3 separate regions of the Mus musculus genome follow, and regions 2 and 3 are each linked to region 1. Evidence: chromatin loops called from intact Hi-C (ENCODE). Cell type or tissue: left cerebral cortex. All regions are shown on one strand.

Region 1 (8,000 bases):
AGTGCCCCAACCTGCTGAGCCATCTGCTGGGCCATGCCTTTAGTTTGCATTTCCTTCTTTCACCTAAGTATGTCTTAAATTTCTTTCTGTCAAAGAGAGTATCTGAGTAATTACTCATAAATTTTACTCATTTAAAAATCATTTGGTTATATTTACCCACTGTAGGAACCCAAGAATGTCTACAAACTCCTGGATTGTATTAGGAAGTCCCAAGGCTGGCAGGGTCGGAGGAGTTTATGGGGCCTGTCCTTGCCCTGCCCCTCTTACCTCTGGGTAGACGCCTATCAGTGCATCAGCTTTGGAGTAGAACTCCTCTTTCAGGGAAATGATTATCATCTGAAACTGTTCCTGACTCTGCTCTTTGATGTAACTTGAGACCTGGGAGAAAATAAAAAGCATACCTTTCACCAGCAAGGCAAGGCCTCCTTTGGGCTCTGGGAACAATGATTCTCTTTCTTTGTTTTTAGTTTTAAAAATCACATTTGAGTTGATAACTCAAGGCTTTTAAAGATTGGGTAACTGCGGCAAGTGTATATGATTTTACAATCAAGTTTTGGATAAAGAATTCTACCCCCAGTCGGGCGTGGTGGTGCACGCCTTTAATCCCAGCACTTGGGAGGCAGAGGCAGGTGGATTTCTGAGTTCAAGGCCAGCCTGGTCTACAAAGTGAGTTCCAGGACAGCCAGCGCTATACAGAGAAACCCTGTCTCGAAAAAAGAAAAAAAAAAAAAAAAAAAAAAAAAAAGAATTCTAGCTCCTTCAGGAAGCTCAATTCCAAGGAAGCAAAATGATGAGGTATGGTGATGTAATTCTAGAGAAGCAAAGAGTCTGAACATCCAGTATCCTTGAGGCAATGCCTAGAATCACTTAACATCCTCCCACTAAGGCCCTACCCTCTCAAAGTTTCCTTTAGAAAGCTCAATTGAAGAAAATCCTTCAGTGCCACAGCCTTTATGTGGGGACATTTTATATCCAGACCATCAAATCCTCTTCTCTCCTGTTCCTACTTCACTATTTCTATCATTGATCCTGCATCACGGCTACTAGCATGGTCTCTAACACCCGAGTCCCTTCTGCGAGTGTGGCTTTCTAACTTGTCTCATTCACTCACTGTGTGGCACTCCAGAAGCTCAGTGATCTTGAGAACACAGCAGTTGTGTTCTAACCCAGACCAACCTCAGGGACTTGGTAAGGACCATCTTACTAGACAAAATCTGAGTCTCAGTTCTCCTCTACTCAAGTTCTGAGTGGTTTATTTTGGCATTTTGTTTTGTTTGACAAGTAAGCCATCAAATGGATGAATGCAGACATGTGAGAAGAGAGCTCAGAGCTGTTGCTCAAGTGTGCATGAGTTAGGCATGGTGGCACAAGACTTCTCTCAGGTTCTAAAAGGTCTGATTACCCTAAGTACTGTTGCTCTTGCCTCCATGGTTTTTCTTCAGGCTTCTGCTTGTTTTTCCTGTCTTTCCTCAGTGATAGACTGTGACAAAAGTATAAAAAAGTCTAACTTTCTCCCTAAATTGCTTTTGGCCATGGTTTTGTCACAGCAATAAAATAAAACTAGAACATAAACATTCTATTAGACATTGAAAGCAGAAGCTGGGTGGTGGTCGACCACAGAGTGCTTTAATTCAGAGTGCTTGGGAGGCAGAGCAAGCAGATCTCTGATCTGAGGCCAGCCTGGCCTACAGAGCGAGACAGTCCAGGACAGCCAGGGCTATGCAGAGAAACGCTGTCTTGAAAAACCAGAAGGAGTGGGGGGGTTGAATTCAATAAGAAACTTACTTTGCCAATGTTAGTATTGTCCAGGGCTGCATCTACTTCATCTAATACAAAGAATGGAGCAGGCCGAAAACTAGAAAAGAATAACATGTACATGAGCAACAACTTCATATTTGTTTTATGAAAGACTTAGAGACAAAGAGCAACAATACTTAGGGTAATCAAGACCTTTTAGAACCTCTGAGAGAAGTCTTGTGCTACCATGCCCAGCTTATGTCCACTTGAGTGACAGCTCTGAGCTCTCTTCTTACATGTCTGCACACTGGATTTCACATGAACATTCATTCAGCCATCATTTCTCCAGCAAACCCCCTCCCCCACTGTTCTCTCCTGTGGGCAGCTAGTGGCAGCAATTAAGGGGTTATTTAGACCAAACCAATGGAGCCATGACTGACTCCTACACATTACATGTCTGTCAGTAACCTCTAGCTCTCACATTGTCCCAAGCCAGCACTATTTTTTCACTTTGCTTGTTAGAACAGCATCCTATGCCTTTAATCCCATCACTTGGGAGGCAGAGGCAGGCGGATTTTCTGAGTTCAAGCCCAGCCTGGTCTACAAAGTGAGCTCCAGGACAGCCAGGGCTACACAGAGAAACCCTGTCTCAAAAAACAAACAAAAACAACAACAACAAAAGAACAGCATCCTAACCCTGCTGCCATCACTGCCACATGAAGTATATTCCATACATGCTAAGCACACTTGGCCTCAGAGCCTTTTACACTTGCTACTCATTGTTTCATCTGGAACAGTCTTGCTTTAGCTATCTATATAACTTATTCCCATAATTCTTAATTAATCTAATCTTTTTATTGTTGGAAAGTACCTCAGGGCCATGCATATCTCCATTCCTTTTTTTTTTTCTTTATGGGATTTGTCATTTACAAATATTCTCTATATTAGGGAAACTGTTTACAAATGTACTTCACAATCTCCTCCAATGAAAAGAAATCTTCCCACAATGGTGTCTTAAATGAGCCTAAGGTCTCATACATGGGAGACATGGACTCTATTGCTGAACTATAGCCCCCAACAAAAATGACGTTTTTGTTTTTTGAGACAGGGTTTCTGTCAGAGCCCTGGCTATCCTGGAACTCACTTTGTTCCAGAGGCCTCAAACTCCCAGAGTCTGCCTCTGCCTCCCAAATGCTGGGATTAAAGGTGCACACCACCACCACTGGCAAAATTAAATATTTTTAGGGAAGACACTTTGTTTGGTCCACAGGAATCTCCAGAGCCTGAAAGTGTGATTATTTAATAGAGTGAAAGGATGGGTTGCTACCTAGTGATAATCTCATTCTGCTTTTATCCTGTGTCTACCTCATCATGGTTTTCTCTGTACCTCTCCTGTGGGAGCCTGTCCCATTTCTTTCTTGAGACCAGAAGTCAAATTCCTATGTTCTGTTCCTGGTGATGGGAAGACACCAGCACCCACACTGCTACTGTCTGCTATGATTGCTGAAATCTGTTGTTCATCTTAATTTTCTTCAACTTTTGTTTCTTGATTCATATTCAAGGGAAACAGTATAGCCATCATCAGTGTAAATGAGGATTTCAAGCCCCCACTTCCTTTTTTCAAAGGAAGAAATACTTTGCTTTCATTATACTGCAGAACTCTGAGTATGGCTTAGGAAAATAATATGTAAAATTTTGTTCATTCTTTGGAAATCTTGATGTCTTATGTCGATTATCCAAGTATCATACTTGTATAAAGCTAGAAAACTACTAGCTATTGCCAGATTTTATCAAAGACTGTACTTGTAGATTATCTAACTTGATATAATATGCTTAAAACAAACCTTAATTTTATGACTGGAAGGATAGCTTTGCTAAATATTATATTAAAAATAATTATAGGCTTTCTGTAAAAAAGACAAACATGGTAACTATGGTAACTTGCTGTGGCCTTACCTGTGTACAGCAAACAGAAGAGCCAGAGCAGCCACACACTTTTCTCCCCCTGACAGGTTGTCCATGGGCATGAACCGTTTGCCTGGAGCCACACAGTTGTAGCTAATTCCATCTAAGTAAGGTTCTTCAGGGTTCTCTGGGCTAAGAAATGCCTAAAACACATTTATTTAGCCATATCAGAAGAGTAACCAATATATGTTAGGTGGCAACATATTTAACTGAAAAAATTCTTTCTCTTGCTTAGGTTTCCTCAGTTTTGATGGGAAAAATACTAATACCTGTAAATCCACTTAGTTGTGCATTACCCATAGACATCAAGGTTATCTGGGTGGAGGGGAAATGAGAATGCTCAACTTACCCACGGTCCATCTCTTTCCACCATAATTCCAGTTGAATCTCATCAGCAGCAGACACCACAGACTTAGGAAAAGTTCCCATCAACTTACTTGTTGGTCCATGTCTCTGACATTTACTGAGTACTTACTATGGGCCACATACTGTAGGTGTTATGTATGAATCCTTTTTTCAATGAGTTAATATGCTTATTTTACTAAAATGTTATATTTTGCTGAAAATCTAAAATTCAGATTCAGGATCATTTCAGTCATAATGTGAGTCCAAGCTGAGCTGGTACACAGATCTTGACCTATATTTTTTCCATATTTAATTCTACAAGTATTTGCTGTGGCTATTGCTAATACAACAGGGGTGGATAAAAAAATGGGCTCAGAGATTCATTCAAATGAATATTATGGGGATTTGATCCCACCTTTACTCTTCCACTCTCCTTTGATATTTTGATCAATACCACAACTATTTCTTACCATACAGACAGTAGTTTCATTAAGTAAATTTAGTACAATAGGATTTCAGCACTTGAAAAAATGTAGACCTCAAATGATCTAACCCCACTCATGTTTCAAGTGGAAGAATAGGCCCAAAGTAGCTCTGACTTGTCTGCCACCAGCATAGTTGAATGGACTCCATAACACATGTCTTGAGATGATCAGTCTTCCTGCACTGGCTTTGCACCTATGTTATTAAGGACTATGCAATGGACATTTATTTCTCACCAGAAAACAAGCACCATTATTGACATCAAGCTCCCTCTAGTGTCAGAGGTTGAGAAACACACCTGGGCACTGTTGTTCCTGCAGAGCTTCTTGTAGATTTGATCAATTGAGACTGAGATGTGTTCAAAACATTGACTGAAAGCATCGTACCTCCGTCTTTTCACCTGTTCAAACTCTTGCCTACATATTCTGGCTTCCTTTCTGCTGGCCTCAAAAACTAAGAAAAAAATAAATGAACTTTATTTTTGAGTTTGGTTGTCTTGAATATATCTGCATTCAAAATACTTTACCTGTTACTAAATTCTGAGAAAACAACTTTTAAGCTTCATGAATCTTTTCTTGACAGAGCTAATATCTAAATAATGTTAGCAAATCCTGACAGTGTATTTAATATACTTAATTATCTGGTATGAAAAAATCTTGATTACGTTTTAACATAGTTAATACTACTTTGTTGTTTTTGTTGAGACAAAGTCTCATGAGGCCAGGCTGGGCTCAAACTCACTATGTGGCTCAACTTCTGATGCTCCTGCCTCTACCTCTAGAGTTCTGGTATCATAGAGGTACAAAAACCCAGTTTATATGGATTTGGAAATGGAACCCATGGCTTCATGTATTAGGTAAGTATCTGTCCAACAGAGCTACATTCTCAACCCCCAATAAACCTATTTTTAAGTAAAGTAGAACATCCTTCATGAAGGAAGGCATTTGTGCTTCAGTAGTAAAAGGCACACATTACCATATGGCAACAGAGAAAATGCATGCTAATAAAAGAAAGGTACAATACAAGGGGGTTGTTGGTACATACAGAAATAAAAACACAGATGAATATCTTCTTTCTAACAACAATAAACTCAATTTTACCATCTGCAGATTCTTGAAACTTGTCTCTGACAGTCTTTAAGTTCTCCTGTGCTCGCAAGTTTGGAGCTGTAGTCTTCAGTAGAGTGTTTTCTTGGGATGCTACTTGCTGTAGAAGGAGTGTAAGGTGGGCCTCCACCTCCTTATCTGATTGTAGAGCCTATCATTAGCAAAGAAGAACACTGATTGGCATGCCTTTAAAACTCAAAGGTAAGATCTAAGTACAAGACTTACCATTCTTTGTGTGTATGAGCATATCTCCCATAGCATGTGTGTGGAGGTAAGAGGACAACTTTTGGGACTGATTCTCTTCTTCTGTTATGTATGACCCAGGAATTGAATTCGGGTTGGTGGCAAGTGGCTTTATTTGCTGAACCACCTTGTTGGCCAAAGACTACTATCATCTATTCTTCGATAGCCCCGGGATTGGAGTGGTGTTGGTTAGTTGGTTTCTTGAGACAGGGTCTTGCATTTTAGCCTTGGTTGGTCTGGTATTCAGTATGTAGCCTAGATACAGGCATCACATTTGTAGCAATCTTCCTTCCTCAAATTCCCAAATGCTGAGATTACAGGTTTGTGCTACCACACCTGGCAAGGACACTACTATCTGACTCTACTTTACCCTCTGCATCTCCTTGCTCCCCTTTGGAAGCCATTGTTTGGTACTGTAGTCAAACAGGCACTCTGTAATTTCCCTACCCAGCTGTGTCTTTCATGGCTTTAATACTGTATCATGCTGCTCTGGAACATTCTTTACTTCTTTAGATTATGATCATGCTCAAAATGTGAAGATCTATTTATCATGTTTCTTTGTTCATTAAAGATATTAACTATGATGAACTGGTTAGACACTGAACCATCAATCAGGAAAACTAGTATTTGTCTTTAAAAAAACCTCAGAGGCGCTGGCTAGATCGATGGCTCAGTGGCTGCTCTTCAGAGGACCTGAGTCTGATTTCTAGAATCCACAAGGCGGCTCATAACCATCTCTAACTCTGGCTCCAGGGGAAATGATGCCTACTCTGGCTTCTGAGGACATCAAGCATGCGTGTAACATATGAGTACACATGTAGGCAAAACATTAAAAATAATAAAAAAGCACTCACAGAGAAGTCAGAAATACAAGCTGACATTTACATTGGGAGGAGAACGCTTCCTCCCAGGATGAGCATAGGTACCATGGGGCACAGAGATGGAATACAAATGACCTGGAGGTGTAATGCATAACTCAGTAGTCAGTGAATAAGGAGGGGAAGGTGTAGCCACACAACCTTCTTGACTCCTAGAAGGGGTTAATTAATACACAACAAAGGCAATGTTTAACTCACTGGAAAAAACTTTGAAAACTGCATAAGGTGCATATTTGGGTGACTTTTAAAAAATAACAGAGAAAGTAACCAAGGAGCTAAAAGGATCTGCAACCCTACAGGTGGAACAACAATATGAACTAACGAGTACCCCCTGGAGCTCATGTCTCTAGCTGCATATGAATCAGAAGATGGCCTAGTTGGACATCAGTGGAAAGAGAGGCCCATTGGTCGTGCAAACTTTATATGCCTCAGAACAGGGGAACGCCAGGGCCAAGAAGTGGGAGTGGGTGGGTGGGGGAGGAGGGCGGGGGGACTTTTGGGATAGCATTGGAAATGTAAATGAAATAAATACCTAATTAAAAAAATAACAGAGTAAATTTTAAGTGATCAAATATGATAGTTTCTTGCCAAACACTATATTTCCCAGCTTCCCTTGTATAAAGCAAGCAAAGCAAAAAAGTTTAAAGTAAACTTAAAGTTTGCTTAATGTAAAGTAATATTCAAAATCAGGTATATAAAAATTGGTCATGAAAATTTGCATGGTTGAATAAAATGGGTTAAATTTACAATATACTCCCATGGCAGGAAGTCCCCAGACTTAAGTTGTCCCCTTATTTGGAGCACAAGTTCCCCTCGATGGAGCACCATCCCACCAGAGTAAAATGCTTGTTAGTCTCCTTACAGGACAAGGATGCATGGGAATTAAAACCTGCTAGAGATCTGCTGCTTCTGCCTCTGGCTGTATAGGCCTGACCAGCTCTGGTCATGTAAGTCTGATCCAAAACAAAACAAAACACCCTCCTTATCTAAAAATTACTCCTCATTCTCAAATGACAGGGAGATGGGTATTCTTGCCCAGTGAAGGATCTCAGCCTGCACCCACGTCCTAAATATCTCAAACTGGAGAAGGGCAAATAACAATTACTCTATTCTCAACGTATTTCAAACTGTCATTTGAGGACGCTGTGAACAGGGAAACTTTGTACCTAAGCCTACCACCTGACTGGTATGGGGCCTGCATGCTAGTTCAGTTAGCCACACCCTTAACCTTGACATTTGATTC
Region 2 (8,000 bases), 68 kb before region 1:
TAGTATTACCTCACAGCAGCCTGTCAAATATTGGCCCTGTCAGTGGATCCACCTATGGGAGAGATCAGAGCCCTTCTGATCCAGTCACCTCCCCAAAGGTCATTTGTGGACACTGCTGCAATAGGAGCCAAGCCTTCAAAACACCGGTCCCAGCCATAGCGGGAAAGCACAGGGCCAAACTGGGATTCTTGCCCACGGCAAGTGGGATGTAAGTGCGCAGGCACTTGGAAAACAACTTGGGGTTTCTTTGTTCTTGTTATTGTTTTGTGTTTTGTGTTTTTGAGACAGGGTCTGTCTGTGTAATCCTGGCTGTCTTGGAAGTCACTGTGTAGACCAGCCTGGCCTCAAACACACAGAGAGCTAGCTGCCTGCCTCTGCCTCCCCAGTGCTAGGATTAAAGTTGCACGATACTAACCTGGCCTATGTTTCAGGCACAGGTAGTGTCACTTGTAACCGCTAAAGGAGAAAGTGTCCCTCCTTTGATAGGCAAATGGGTCAACCAGCTGCAAATGTGTCACCTTACAGTGCAATCCGACTCAGCCATAAGAAAGAACAAACCATTAATATCATGTAATGATTGATATCACGTAACGAAAAGGATGACTCTCCAAACTATTACACTGAGGGAAAGAAGCCAGACCCCAGCTGAATGAGAGCCTGCTGTACAGTTCTATTTACATGTAGTTATGGGAAATGCAACCTAACCTATAGGGACAGAAGCAGACCTGGAGTTGGAAGGACAGGGATGAGGTGGGACAATGGAGGGGGAGATGAAGAGGAACAGAAGTCCAGCATTGTGGCTTATGCCTGTAATCCCAGATCTCAGAGTCTGAGGCAGGAGGGTTGCCATGAGTTTGAGACTAGCCAGAGTTACACAGTGAGCTCAAACATAACACACAGACACACAGATAGACACACAGAAAGAGAGAGAGAGAAAAGAGAGACAGACAGATAAAGATGGAACTAGATTACAAAGGGACAGGAGAAAGCTTTTAGAGTGGAGTGATTAACTTTGCTGTTTATGGGATACACACACACACACACACACATATATATATATAATGGGTTCATGGGATATGTATATATATTATGGGTTCATGGGATATATATATAATATATATGTATACATTTCTATTAAAACTCAGCAAATTATACACCAGGTGCATGCCTTTAATCTCAGTATTCAGGAGGTATAGGTGGGCAGATCTCTGAGTTCAAGGCAGGCCTCGTCTACAGAGCAAGTTCCAGGACAGCCAGGGCTACACAGAGAAGCCCTGTCTCAAGAAACCAAAAAGTAAATAAATAAAAAACAAAATAAAATAAAATGTAAAATAAAACTCAGAAACTTGTATAGTTCATTATATGTCAATTATACCTAAAACTGTGTACAATGTGGAAATGTAAGAGCACGGGCTGCTCTTCCAGAGGTCCTGAGTTCAAATCCCAGCAACCACATGGTGGCTCACAACCATCTGTAATAGGATCTGATGCCCTTTTCTGGTGTATCTGAAGACAGCTACAGTGTACTCACATAAATAAAATTAATAAATAAATCTTTTAAAAAAGAGAAAATGTAAGTTAGTTGCCAGTTTAAGGCTGTTATAGCTTCTGGCAGCTATAACAAAACACATGGATTAGGTGGCTAATCAATAATTAAAGAATTTAGGAGCTGGCAAGGTAGCTCAGTGGATTAAAGCACTTGCTACTGTCTGATAACCCAAATTCAACCCTAGGGGCCTTCATGTTAAAACGACAGAACCAACTCCACACATTGTCTTTAGATCTGCACACTTGTCCAAGGGTGCATTTGCATATCTGTGAGCTGTGGACAGAGACCGGAAGGGGACGCCAGGTGTCCTGCCGCATTACTACCCAGCTTATTCTCATGAGACGAGGTCTCCCTCTGAACCTGGAGCAGTGTTGGCAGCCAGTAAAACTCGGCAATCCTTTTGTCTCTCCAGCCCTGGGGTTACAGGTTGGAGTGGCCGTGTCTGGGTTTTTAAGTGGGTCCCAGGGATTTGAACTTAGAATGTCATGCTTCAACAGAAAATGCTTCTACCCACTGAACTTTTTAAAAAGATTTATTTGCATAATTTTAAATGATGTTTCTCTGTGTGTGTCTGTTTGAGTGTAGGTGCGCATGAGTGCACGTGCCAAGGAAACCAGAGGTCTTAGAGCCCCTGGAGCTGGAGATGGGTGTGAGCCACCTGGCATGGGTGCTAGGAACCAAACTGAGGTCCCCTGCAAGAGCAGTGCATGCTTTTAACTTCCGTGCCATCTCTCTAGTTCCAGGACTTCGGTTTTTTTCTTAAAACTATTTTTTTTTATTTAACCTGGGTCAGAAAGGCTGACTTGCAACAATCTAGAGGCCAGTGGTTAAGAAGTGTCCAAGTTCAGCTGTTCTAGATCCAGGTTAGCGATGGTAGCCTGGTTGTAGAGCCAACGGATGTGACGGCAGGGGCATCATCATCATCGGGCGGGGGCGGGGGTTGTGCTGAGCATTCTAACTCTGTGTTCTTGCGTTCTCAGGCTTCCTGCACAGGAAGCGCTTTACCCATGAGTCGTTTCTCCAGACCCAAATTAAAATTAAGGTTGATGCTGGGCAATGGTGGTGCACACCTTTAATCCCAGCACTTGGGAGGCAGAGGCAGGAGGATTTCTGAGTTCGAGGCCAGCCTGGTCTACAGAGTGAGTTCCAGGACAGCCAGGGCTACATAGCTAGTACAAAGATAGCCAGGGCTACATAATAGAGCTCTGTCCCAAAACAAACAAAACAAAACAAAACAAAAACTAGAAAACAAATGATAAGTTTGTGAGTGTAAATTGTCAGCTTAACAGAATCTAGAACCGCCTGGGAAATGAGCAGCTGGGCGTGCGTGGGGGTGTCATCTTGTTGCTAAGTTGCTAAGTTCTCTGGATAGAGGATCCTGAGCTATATAAAATGGAGCTGGGGAGCCCAACGCTAGCGTGCACATTTTCATTGCTTTCCTCTGACTGTGGAAACCAGCTGCTTCAAGCTCCTGCTGCCGTGATCTCCCAGCTGTAACCGGCTTGTACCTTGTACTGTGTGATCCCAAATAAACCCTCCTCCCTCCCTCCCTTCTTTCTTCCCTCAGTTGCTTATGTCAGGGCATTTTAACACAGCAAGAAAGAAACTTAAGGCAATGATAAACTGCTTCTTTATATCCCAAAGTTCTTTCAAAAGAAAGGAAGAACGAAATCCAAACCAAAAAAGGCTCTGATACAATTTGGCCCCAACCACCCAGGTGCACACAGACACGCGCTCCCTGTCCGCGGCTCCCACAAGTGCCGCCAGGGGGCACTTGACACCAGCGCTGGGTGCGGGACGCAGGAACGAACTCGCCGGGCCTAGAAGGCACTTCCTAGCAAGCCTCCTGCACCCTGCGCTTCTCATCCCGCCTTAACGTAAGTAATTCCCTTGTCAATTCCCAAGTCGGGAGCACGGATTTTCTTTGAGGAATTCCGCCTCCAGGGAGTCTTCCTGGCCTGGGACGGGCCTTGTTTAGTCAGCCTTGTCTGCGCAGTTACTCATTGACATCTTCTAAGGGACAGTCACATTCACAGGCTGGAAGTAAGGCTGCATCACTCACCATCCCGGAATGATCCTCAGGGGATACCTTTGAGGGCTGGAGCCTTTTGCAACAGTCTGGTATCTTAGGTGGAGGAACCCTGCCTGAGAACTCTTACTTAATCATGCTCCCTTAGGGCTGACTAGTCCTTCTGAGCCCGGAAAAAGAGGCTTCTAGGCTTGCCCTGAAAATGACCTTGGTGTCCACCTTGGCCTTGCTTAGACTATTTCCAGATGGTCCTGGTCCTTCTGAGCCTCTGCTTGCTGGCATGGAAGGTTCATTCGAGAAACAGGTCCTGCATTTGGGAGTAGTTACAAGGCTCCGCTTAAAAGTGGACACCTATAACACATAGTCTGGAAGACATTCTGTCATCCCTGAAGCAATGTCTCTCTCGTGGTTGGATTTGAATGTGCTAGAACATTCAGCCCTGGGTCTGTGGCTGGCCCAGGTGCTGGCCCCTGGCTCACATGAGCACAGTGCAGATCATGCCAAGACAGGACTGAGACTGTCTGGATTCAAATGCTAGCTTCTGCTCTCCATAGCTGTATGTCAGGAGGAAATGGTCAAAACCTACGTGTGCCAGGGCTACCCCGAGGATTCCCAGGTAAAGGTTAATGATTAGTTTTGCTCTTGGGCTAAAAAGCCACCACCAGATGTCCAGGGAGCTGGGAGAGAAAGGATAAAGCTGGCTTGGACCTGGGATGGCCGTGAACTCTGAGAACTAGGCTTAGGAATGCCCTAGGCTGTCCTTACCTTTTCCTAGAGTGACAGCACATGGGGTATGGGGAGGGTCTGTTCTCTAGAGAGGACTTTGCCCAGGGGGGTCAGAGTTCAGGTCCTTTCATGAGGATGTAGGAGATGACCATAAAGTAATAGGCAGGAGGCCTGGGGCTCGGGCTTAATTTCCTGTAGTCTTAGAGTCATTATGGCTGCTTCTTCCCAGACTGCCCAAATTCTGAAAGGCACGCGCGCACACACACACACACACACACACACACACACCACAGAGAGAGAGACAGACAGACACATACACTCAGACGCATATATACAAATATATACACACAGACACTCAGACATACACACAGCCACACACACATAGAGACACACAATCAGACACAAAGAGAGACATACACAGATATATATATATATATATATATATACACAGAGATACACACACAGAGACATGTGGACATATACACACAGAGAGATACACACAGAAACATATACACATAGAGAGACACACACAGAGACACACATACCACAGATACATACACACAGACACACATATACAAATATAAACACAGACAGACATACAAACACACAAACACAAGGATATACACACAGAGACATACATACACACAGAGATACATACACATAGACATGCAGATACACACACACACACACACACACACACACACACACATGAGTGGGTATGTACACCAAGTACAACCTTCTGTGGAGGCATCAGATTACCTTGAAGATGGAGTTACTGGCAACTGTGAACCACCAGACTAAGATACTGTGAACTAAGCTTGGATCCTCTGTAAGAGCCATTCGCTATCTTAACCTCTTAGTCATCTTTGTAGCCCCCAAATTTTGACAGTATGAGCAACCCCAAATTCATGAGTTGAAGCCCTAGCAACAGTGTGACTGTTATTGGGCATGGGACCCCTGGGAAAATCACTAAGGTCAGAGAAGGGCATGAGGGTAGGGTGTTCAGATCAGTGCCCTGGTGTGGCACAGATGACAGGAACCTTTGGTTTTGAGTGTCCCCTTCTGTCCCAAGTATACCATATACCATATGTGGACAGGACAGGTAGATATGTACCATGCACTTATAATTCAGCTGCTGAGGGAGCTGAAGAGGCAGGGTAGAAGTGTCAGGCTTAGCTCAGGGATAGCCTAGGCAACTTAGTGAGACCCTGTCTTAAAAGAAAAAGTAAGAAGAGAAGGCAGGCAGTGGTGGGACACACTTTTAATCCCCGCACTCCAGAAGCAGAGGCAGGATGATTTCTATGAGTTCAAGGCTAGCCTGGTCTACAGAGTGAGTTCCAGGACAGCCAGGGATACACAGAGAAAGGCTGTCTGGAAAGAAAAGAAAAAAAGTAAGAAGAGGATGGGGGATGAAGTTGGGAGGTAGACTGTGTATAGCCTTGGATCACCACCCCACCAGCAGGTCAAAAACAACAAAGAAATTAGGACCAGGTGTGGTGGAATACGACTTTAATTTCAGCACCCAGGAAGCAGAGGGAGGTGACCTTTGAATTTGTGTCCAGCCTGGTCTATATATTAAGTTCTAGGTCAAGACTACACAGTAAGACCCTGTCTAAAAAAAATAAATAAAAATAAAAAAGGTAACTCAATACAGAGTTTTTATAGAAAAATTAGAAAGTGTAGAAATTAAGAAAAAAAGAAAAGGGTTCTCAAAGCTGGGTTACCCAGAGCTAAGGACTGCCCTTTGCAGGTGTTTGATTTCTGTTTCTGTTTGTTTCTGTTTCCCACTAGCTACTGTAACAAACATTATACTGTTGGTGGCTTAAAAGAACACAATTTGATCTTCTCCCCTCTGCAGGGCAGAAGGCAGATCTGCTGAGAGGATGAAAGCTGGGCCCTGATGGAGCTGATTTCTTGAGCAGCTTCTGGGGGAGATCCAGGTCTGGATGGAGCAAGCCCATCTCTGGGGAGCTGAACCCCTCTGCACCTGCAAAGCCCTTTCTGTGCACCCCAAATTCTGGAGGATATGAGGGCTGGGGGGGCTTTTGTTCAGCCTTTCAAAACCAATCAATCTTCCTTCCTCCCCTCCCTCCCTCCCTCCTTCCCTCCCTCCCTCCCTCCCTCCTTCCTTCTTCCCTCCCTCCCTCCCTCCCTCCCTCCCTCCCTCCCTCCCTCCCTCCCTCTCTCTCTTTCTTTCTTTCTTTCTTTCTTTCTTTCTTTCTTCCCCCAAGACAGAATGGCTCTGCCTAGCCCTGACTGTTTTGGAACTCCCTCTGTAGGCCAGGCTGACCTTGAACTCAGAGATTTTGCCTCTGCCTCCCAAATGCTAGAATTAAAGGTGTGTACTAGTACTACCACTGCCCAGTCAAAATTTTTCTTTTCTTTGACTTGACCTCCATCACCTATCTCCCATGAGAGCCACGCCCACCCCCAAATCCCCATCCCAGCCCCCAGCTTCTCTGCTCTCTCTTCCCTGTGTCCTTTTGTAACCACATTTCTTGGAAGGGTCTCTGAGGAGTTTCTGGTCTAGGGTGAATGAGATGGCTTTGCAGCTAAAGGTGACTGTGGCCAAACCTGATGATTGAAATTCAGTCCCTGGGACCCACACGTGGAGGGTGAGAGTTGACTTTCAGAGGTTGCCTACTTGCCAACGCGCTTGAGCTGTGCTGTGTGTGTATCCACATATATGCACACAATTAATGAGTCATTTAAGATGAATACTGAAAATAGAGTTCTGGGCTGCCCTCTTTTGCCTTCCACCCTGGACCTTCCATCCACTAGAGCCCTGTCACAGGTTCCCCCACCCCCACCCCCAAGCAGGAATGTCATGTCACCAATTCTAACTTTTTGTAGTTGTCCCAAGGCTGGAACGTTTGGTGCCTGGACACGAGGCCTGAAGTGGCTCCAGATGCTGCAGCAGCAGCAGCAGCAGCAGCAGCTCAGGGCCAACCTTCATGACTGGCTGGTCTCACCTCTGGGTGACAGGATACCAGATGTTCTGGTGCTGACAGGACGCACTCCATAAAAAGGCTCCAAACTGAAAACACCCCAGAGCTGAAACAGGGGCCATTGTGCTATCTACACAGGCCGAGTCAGACTACCCTCAGGATCTGCCGTGCCACTGAAGGTGATAAGCCCAGATGATATCCTGTGGGCCTATTCCTCTCCTGTTAGGGTTTTACACACATTTGTATAATTATGTGATACGATAAAGGACTCCTCCAGTAAGCGTGTCCTGAGGGCTTGGTCACTTCCAGGACTGTGTGAATAACAGTATTCCCAGCACACAGAATGAGCACTTCCCACACACTAGTTCGGTGACCTTTTTGTTTTGTTTTGTTTTGTTTTCTAAAATTATTCTTTGAGGGGCTGGAGAGAGGGCTCAAAAGTTGAGAGGATCAGTTGCTCTTGCTGCGAACATGGGTTCAATTTCCTACACTCACACAGTGGCTTATAATCATTCATAACTCCAGTTCCAGGGTATCTGATGGGCTTTTCTTTTTCTTCCATGGGCACAAGACACACACATATGGTCTGCATACATACATGCACCCATATGCAAAGTATCGGTTCATGTAAAACAAAATTTGAGACAGGGATCTCTCTATTTGACTCTGGTGATCCTAGCACTCACTATGTAGACCAGACTGGCCTCGAACTCGCAGACATCCACCTGCCTCTGCCTCCCCAGTGCTA
Region 3 (8,000 bases), 53 kb before region 1:
CATTACCAGATTTGGGGACACAGGCTGTGCCCCCAACAAGTCAGATTCAAGCTCCTGCCATTCATAAGGCATTTAAAGCTACCAAATTCATATTAAGGCAAAAAACTCTGATATTTATCAAACATGACTGCAGTGGGTAACAGGACACAGATTCAGTGGCCCCAGGTTCATCTTAGGGGTCTTAAAATAAGGTTAGTGTTTAAGTAAAGGCTAATGCTATGCAGATATAAGTAGTCTGGGTCAAGGTCCCACACACCATTGATCTGTTGCTGTCACTTCTATAAGGTAGGCTGACAAGCTAGGAACTTCTGTCCTGGGGAGAAGTGTCGCCTCTGGTCAGCCCAGGCTGTAGGCTTTGTCTTCTGTCAGCATGAGATTCCCAGGGGTTGGGGTGGTAGAGGATTCCAGTTTCTTGGGGTTCATAGTTCTAATAGCCCTACAGTCAAAAGTGAAGGACTCAAGCCTCAATTTAGAATCTCTGTATCTGGCCAAGCAAGGATAGCACATACCTTTAATTCTAGCACTTGGGAGGCAGAGGCAAGAGGATTTTGAGTTTGAGGCCAGCCTGTCTATAAAGCAAGTTCTAGGACAGCCAGGACAACACAGAGAAAAACCCTGTCTGGAAAAACCAAACCAAACCAAACCAAACACACCTATCCACGGCAGGCCCGTTTCACAGGCTGGTTTTACCATCATGTGGATCCCAGGAATCAGACTCTGAGTTATCAGGCTTTGAAGCAAGCACCTTTCCCCACTGCTTGAGCCATTGCACCAGCCTAGAAATTTAAGTTCTATGCACTATTGCTCTCTAATATGCATCACATGCTGATAATTTTTCTTGTTACAGTGGTTATAATAGCGTACACTATGCATTGCTCTGTGTGCACATCTGTGTGTGCATCCCTGTGGTACCAGAGACAGAAACAAGGCCTAGTGCATGCTAGGCAGGTGCTCTACCACTGAGCTACCATCCCCAGCCTTTGGAAACTCAGGCAGCTCAGGCTGGCCTTCAACTTGAGCTTCTCCTGATTTTCTCCTTCCACGTGCTGGAACTACAGGCGTGTGCCACGATGCCTGGTCCGGCTGCTTGTTTTTAGATGAGTAAACCAGAAGTTTACTGTGCGTGGAGGGGCTACGTGCCCCCAGTCTTCCTCAGCCTTGGCTCTCAGCCTGTCTTGCTTTGTCCTTTGTTTTTTGGGGACACAGATACTTTCGAAGCAGCGTGGTCTGTTGTTTGGCAGACAGGACTCCCACTCCCAACCCCGGTTTGGATCTGTCTGTTTGTTTCCTGCCAAATAGACCCTAGGTTAAACTCTGCGGGCAGGCGCAGTCTGTCTGTCTGTCTTTCTGTCTGTCCATCTGTCTGTCTGACAGCTAGGTCACTGCATTAAGCCAGTATCTCTACATCTCTGTACAGACTCAGTATTGACTCACAGACTTGTATTTTATCAAACAGGCTAAATGTAAAATATTTACCGCCTTTGTTTATTTTGTGCTCAAAGTTCCCCAGATCAGGCGATGGGCACCTACCTCTTCCAGCCGGTCTAGACTGGCTACTTTGACATATGTTCAGCATTCTTTCATTGATTGCAAAAAGCCTAGCTCCTCCTGCCTTGCCCTTCCCAGGCTGGAATTAACCCCTCTCCAAGGGGCCAGGGGGATCTTTGCCAGGAAGTGGGTTTCAGAATGTAAGCATTTGAACTTTGTTCTCTGCAGAGGTGAGTGTTGGAGGGTAGGAGTGGTAAAGCAAGGCTCTTTAAGTGGTCAAAAAAAATAAAAATAAAATAAAATCATTTTGCTTATTTATTTATTTATTTATTTGTTTGTTTGTGTGTGTGTGTGTGTGTGTGTGTGTGTGTGTGTGTGTGTGTGTGTTTTAAGCATATACATGTGTGTTTGCATGTGCATGCAAGAGGTCACCACAAGTGTCTTCTCTTTTACCATATTTTTTGAGACAGTCAGAAAATCCTAGGGATCCTTCTGTCCCCACCTTCCCAGCCCTGGGATTCTAGGTGTGCCACTGTGCCTGGCTTTTCACATGGGTGCTGGGGATTTGAACTCAGGTCCTGTGCTTACAAGGCAAGTGCATCTTTCTTGTCCTGTTCTGCTCCCTAGAGTTCTCTCTGCATTCCAAATCTTCCTCATTCTCTAGTGAGCGCATCTTCAGTGCTTGGATACCACAGGCTTGCCCTCCGGCTCCCACTACCAACAACTTCCCTGGAAAATCCTGGGCTCTATCTCAGGACTTAGGGTTCTTAGGGTCTTCTCTGAGAAGAGCCTGAGACAGCTGGTTGCAAATTCACCCAGATCCAGTTTTTACATAGATGATCATAGTATCCATTCCCCACTTTACTGATTTACTGGTCCCCTGCCCATGTTTGTTCATCCCTATGTTTTACACGTAAAATTGATTTCAGATGCATTTGGAGATGCGCACAGATTCCTGACATTGGAGGGAACTGGCTAATTTGGATGAGGACCCCCATCATTTTCCTTTCCATTTCTTTTCTCATGGTCTGATCATTTATCTGTTACTGATAAAGATGTACATTTGACTGGGCTGAGACTTAGAAGCAGATGCTCTCAGCGAGGACAGCCTACATCTTTTGGCGATCTGTTCCTGGCATTTTTTTTCCTTTGGCTTCCTTCGTTCTCTTGGCATATTCTGCAGTCTGCAGCCTCCCCCTTGTTTTCTTTAGCCTGTCGTTTCTTCGGCGAAATACGTTGGCGGCGTTTGTGTTGCAGGACACATGGAGTGACAAGACATGGAGTCTTGGGTGCATTTAAGGGCTTCCTGACAGCATGTTCACAGGCACCATCTTCTTGAGCGAGATCAAAAGTTGGCACAGTTTTGCTAGCTCTTTTGGTCCCCAGTAGCAGAAGCACCGTAGTATCTGTCAATCTAAAAATAGCCTCCCTCTCTCTCTCCCTCTCTCCCTCTCTCTCTCTCTCTCTCTCAGTAATCAAGTCGTGAACATTCAGATTGACATCTTTCCACAAAGTATCTGTGAACACACAATTCCCTTCCCCCATTCGCGTTGGTCATAACAGGAATGCCCCTTACTCAACAGCAGGGTGTTCTGCTGTGGGTCAAGACACTTTGTTTCATGGGAAAACCTTGTTTGTTGTTCCCACCACTGATTGGGGGCCCACAACCCTTCCACTCTTCACCCAGAGCATACCCAGGGCATCATCCCTATTTCTAGGTCTGTGTGTTTCTCATAGGACCAGTGATGTTTGCATTCGAGATCCATGTCAAAGAGCAGTGGCTGGGTATTGTTCAGTTTCATCTTGAAGGAGCCCTCAACTGAAGAGGTACAGCACAAAGGAGCAGGTTTTCTTCTCTTCCGCCCCTCCCCCTTGGTTTTGCTGAGGGAACCCAGGGTCTTACTTGGACCAAGCAAGCATCTACCACTGAGCTGCACTCCAGCCCAGCATCACTATTGCCCGTTGCCTCTCAGGAGGAGGTTCCTGCCCCTTCCTTACCTCCTTGGGCCTCTGTCTTGTACGGCCTGTGAACAGAAAGAGTCACTATCCAGGACTTCATTTTTCCATGACTGTTAATTTTATCAGTATCTGGCACATAGTATGGGCTCATGCTTATGAGAATTAGCGTCTTTGCGGTATAGAAGTTGAGGTCCCAAAGATGCTTATGGGATTAGCATCTCTACTTTGCAGTATAGAAATTGAGGTTCCAGAGATTGCGTTATCTCTGACAACACTGTGAAAACCTCAGCTTAGTTTCTGCACACCTTAGGAGCTTTGCAGAAGACCAAGAGAAGGATCAGAGCTTTAGTTGCTCTGGGCGGGAGGAGCCCAGGACCGGACTGTATGCAAATATCTCAAGGGGAGGCTTCGGATTGGTCCGTTTGAGAGGGGCGGGGCATGCCCTTGCTGGTGACAGGTGAGCGGAGCTGCAGGGAGCAGGTGCGCGTTCTCAGGCAGAGTGCATCGCGAAGGCTCATCTCGGGCGATGCTCCTGCTCTGGGCCCTGCTGGCTCTCGGATGCCTGCGGTGTGGCTGGAGTAAGCCGGGGAGAAGACCTCCAGGGCGTGTCCAGGGAGGCCTGAGGGGAGTGGAGACACTGAGTGGCACTAGGAATCTCATTTAGGGGGTTCAGGAATAGGCGCCTGCATTAGGGACACAGATGTTAGCAGCTGTAGTAATAGAAACTGATGGGAATCCCAGCGCCCACCCTTGGGCTGGCCTCAATTCTGTGATGGTTGTTGCTAGGGAACACCACACAGGGGCTGCAGAGAGCAGACTCACCCAGTCCTGTGGTGACCCCTGAACTGAGGGGAGGTAGAACGGCAAGTTCTTGGAGTGGGAGGGATGTTCCATCCTGGCATTGGCTTGTTGATCCTTATGGCCCGGGCAGATAGTGAGGAGAAGCCTGCAGGGGTTGAAGCTGAGAGTAGACATGAAAAAGCTGTGAACTTCGGGACCTCACTGTCTTTCCTCAGAGACTATGAGGGAAGCCAGTGGGGGAGCCACAAAGGGTCTGAGAGAAAGGAAAACGGATGAGGCTTGCTTGTTAGGGTAGACCGTTCAAGTGAAGAGAGTGAGGGGTGGAGGCAGAGAGACCTTATGGAGACAGCTAGAGGGCAGCAGCTGTCTGACTGAGGTGGGGTAGGGATGTGTCTGCCCAGAATGACCAGCAAGGTGGGCACAGGGAACAGGAGAAAAGTTCATGGGATGACCCATTGGGAGGACCAAACCCAGTACTGGACCTGCAGCAAGGGCCCAGAGGTCAGCTCCTACCCTCATTGCCTTCCCCAGCTGTGAACCTCCAGCCCCAACTGGCCAGTGTGACCTTTGCCACCAACAACCCTACCCTCACCACCGTGGCCTTGGAGAAGCCTCTGTGCATGTTTGATAGCTCAGAGCCACTCAGCGGCTCTTACGAGGTTTACCTCTATGCTATGGTCGACTCAGGTAAGGGACCCGCTTCCCTCCAAAAGCGCCACTTGACAGTCTACGGGGAAGAGGGGGAAAGTGGGGGGTGGGATATTGCATGTCTATGAAGGTCCAGGATGCCTTCACTTATCACTGCTCTCACACACACTGACACCATTGTGGTTGTGGCCCCAGACCTGCCCTTTACCAGGCTGGTGGGAGGGAGCCACACCAGTTTCCCAGCACCAGCCTAGCACCAGCTGCCTTGCCCACTTTAGAGCCACTGTCTGCAAGCAGCATGCAGGGTATTATGGTAGAGTAGGGGATGAAGACGGGGTGGGGGCCCCTCTCTGGGGTTTGGACAGCTACATTCTGATCTCACAGGCCTTTGAGCCTAGGGTTGTTTCAGGGTTTTTCCCTGGATTGCTCCCTGTTTTCCAAACCACAATAATGTAAGCTCCTGAATTTGGGGACCAGCCACCCCATAAATGGCCTATTAACATCTCCAGCATCCCATCCTGTCAGCAGGCCTCTATTACTGCCTACATGCGCCCAATCTGTGGATACCCTGAGGTATTTTTCTATTTCACCGAAGTCCAGGGGCCAGAGATGTCAAGTGGTTTGGTCACCCAGGAAGTAAAGAGAAAATGTGCAGTATGGGTCCAGCCACACTCACCTTAGCATTATCCCAGTCCTTCCCATTTCGAAGAGGAAAGAATCCGGGCTGGAGAGATGGCTCAACGGCTAAGAGCACTGGCTGCTCTTCTAAAGGTCCTGAGTTCAAATCCCAGCAACCACATGGTGGCTCACAATCACCGGTAATGAGATCTGATGCCCTCTTCTGGGGTGTCTGAACACAGCTACAGTGTACTTACATATAATAATAAATAAATCTTAAAAAAAAAAAAAAGAATCTAGGACAGCTACAAGTGGCAGAGGTTTGTTGAGCTAGAGGGACACCAGAAGACAGTGAGTGAGACATGGATCCAGTACCTCACAGTGGGGTGTTTCTGGGACAGCTGCACTGTTACCTCTGAGCACACGCCAATCATCCTAGTGCCCGCCACCAACCTGGACAGCTCTGGACTCGGGTGTTTGATGGGTGACTGAGTGCTTGCTGCTGAGTTAGAGTGGCCAGGGTCTTGACTTCCTGCATCCTCTCTGCAGCCATGTCCAGGAATGTGTCTGTACAGGACAGCGCTGGCGTCCCACTGAGCACCACTTTCCGGCAAACCCAGGGTGGGAGGTCAGGCCCCTATAAAGCTGCGGCCTTTGACCTGACCCCTTGTGGTGACTTGCCCAGCCTGGATGCTGTTGGAGATGTGACCCAGGCCTCAGAGATCCTGAACGCATACCTAGTCAGGGTGGGCAACAACGGGACCTGTTTTTGGGACCCCAACTTCCAGGGCCTCTGCAACCCACCCCTGACAGCGGCCACTGAGTACAGGTGGGTGTCAGAGGCTGTGGGAGGATGAGGGACAAAATGGGGAACAAAATGGGGGAAGCCACACTTCACAGAGCTCAGGGATCAGGTGTCTGGAAGGGTGGGCTTCCTGGTTTGCAGCAGGTACCCAGAGACCCGAGAGGGCCAGCTTGGCACCTTGCTCTGCAAGCAGTTTGAAATTCATCCTGTCTTCCTTTTCTCTTTCCTTCCTTCCTCCCTCTCTCCTTCCCTCCCTGCCTTTCTCCTCCCCACCTCCTCTTTTGCTTTGAGACAGACTTTCACATAGCCCAGGTTAAGCTTGACCCCCTGTGCTGCCTGGTTTAGGCTGTATGTGCTCCTATGGTTTCGCACATGCTGAACATGCACCCTTCCACTGAACTATAGCCACAGCTCCATAAGGGGCTTTACTTTTAAGGGTCACTAAACTACAGGCCGTAGATGAACTGGTCCTCAGATTATCCAGTCCACTGTCTAAACTGGGATGTAAGTGGGCTACAACAGACCTTATTATCTCTCTGGGTCTTCTCTTCTGACTAGCTTGTTTGGGGATTCTTACACCTAAAACATAGCCCTGATCCAAGGGCTGGTGATGGAAGCTATTGGGCTGGTTTTCTAATTCTCTTTGTGACCACAAGGACCACAGCTGCCAGGAGGGTCTGTGGATTAACACTCAGCAGGGGTGCTACAGCGGCATAAAATTAAAAGGAGGTGCTCCCAGAGGAAGGCTGAACAACAGTCCCAACCAGGAAGGCTTCCCAGAGCAGATGCTACCAGACTGGAAAAGGATCCAGGGTATATGTGGTCAAGTCCAGTATCCTTCTCTTGTCCTGACCTCACCCAGTAGCTGTCTCGTGGAAGACTTCCTGTGTGCTCCCCATGGTCCTCCTCCTGCCTGTTTCCTGTGGCTGGGTGCATGGGTTAGATGAAAGCCACCCTTACTCCATCTTCTTCCAGATTCAAGTATGTCCTGGTCAACATGTCCACAGGCTTGGTGCAGGACCAGACACTATGGTCAGATCCCATCTGGACCAACCGGCGTAAGTGTGTACTGGGGGGGTGAGCTCCTTGGAGCTGAGTCCTGGGTCTAACTAAACCTGGCTGGCTCTATCCCTCACATAGTGGGCACCTCCATCTCCACGCCTGGCTAGCTTGGTGAGATGACTCTAGGAACCCTAATGGCAGCAGCAGGCCCAGTACTCCTGGACCCGGTCCTAAAGGGTTGGCCTCTGGGGACAGAGTGCATATGGGACTGCTTAGACTTGAGAGTACCAGCGTGGAGTTGAACTCAGAACAGACAATGTCACAGGTCACTTGCTCACTGTTGGACTGGTCCGTCATTCCCAAGGGTGACAATAATGAAGAGCCACATCCCCTCTGAAGTGCTGGCTCAGCTTTATTTTGTTCAGACTATGTATGCCATCCATGTCACCAGAAGTGACATGTAACTAACCTTATGCAAAAAGGGGAAGACACCAGAAAGACTCAGCCTATGGTAAAGAATGAGAAGCAGAGGAGCCACCGGGCCAAAGTCTGGGGAGAGCAATTACTGCCCTGGGTTCCTAGGTCACCCTGGATTCCAGGCAGCCAAGGCAGGTGGCAGGTTACCTTGCCTGTCCCTGGGAAAAGATCCAGGGTGGGACATTTTCTGGGATTAAGTGGG

What was found. Peaks named below come from ENCODE experiments on the same cell type or tissue, not always from the same donor. Only the 100,000 strongest peaks of a DNase experiment are listed, where the experiment ranks them.
Region 2: it touches region 1 in a loop (7-fold over the local background); 30 of 42 quality-filtered maps call a loop at or near these places.
Region 3: a loop joins it to region 1, with 2.6 times the contacts of the local background. A loop is called at or near these places in 18 of 42 quality-filtered maps.

Annotation. Positions count from the first base shown.
Region 1 is chr15:85,065,952-85,073,951 of GRCm38, forward strand. Smc1b (structural maintenance of chromosomes 1B) reads right to left here. Exons shown (of 25, transcript NM_080470.1): 20 at 5,631-5,787; 21 at 4,829-4,983; 22 at 3,694-3,845; 23 at 1,786-1,855; 24 at 268-378. It also overlaps a transcript of Fam118a not described here. Among named protein-coding and RNA genes, the nearest start is that of Fam118a, 33 kb to the left of the region's middle. In left cerebral cortex, a CTCF peak has its summit at 4,817 (motif pointing left); a DNase peak (open chromatin) is centred at 4,812.
Region 2 is chr15:84,998,214-85,006,213 of GRCm38, forward strand. It overlaps Gm39558 (a long non-coding RNA gene), which reads left to right. Exons shown (of 4, transcript XR_875533.1): 4 at 6,163-6,394. Among named protein-coding and RNA genes, the nearest start is that of Gm39558, 14 kb to the left of the region's middle. In left cerebral cortex, a CTCF peak has its summit at 3,314 (motif pointing right); DNase peaks (open chromatin) are centred at 2,924 and 3,325; H3K27ac peaks cover 748 bases.
Region 3 is chr15:85,013,247-85,021,246 of GRCm38, forward strand. It overlaps Upk3a (uroplakin 3A), which reads left to right and starts at 3,895. Exons shown (of 6, transcript NM_023478.2): 1 at 3,895-4,025; 2 at 4,780-4,935; 3 at 6,064-6,343; 4 at 7,295-7,377. The coding sequence starts at 3,974. It overlaps Gm52194 (a long non-coding RNA gene), which reads right to left and starts at 5,690. Exons shown (of 3, transcript XR_003951558.1): 1 at 5,573-5,690; 2 at 4,270-4,408; 3 at 3,898-4,066. In left cerebral cortex, a CTCF peak has its summit at 4,589; a DNase peak (open chromatin) is centred at 2,695.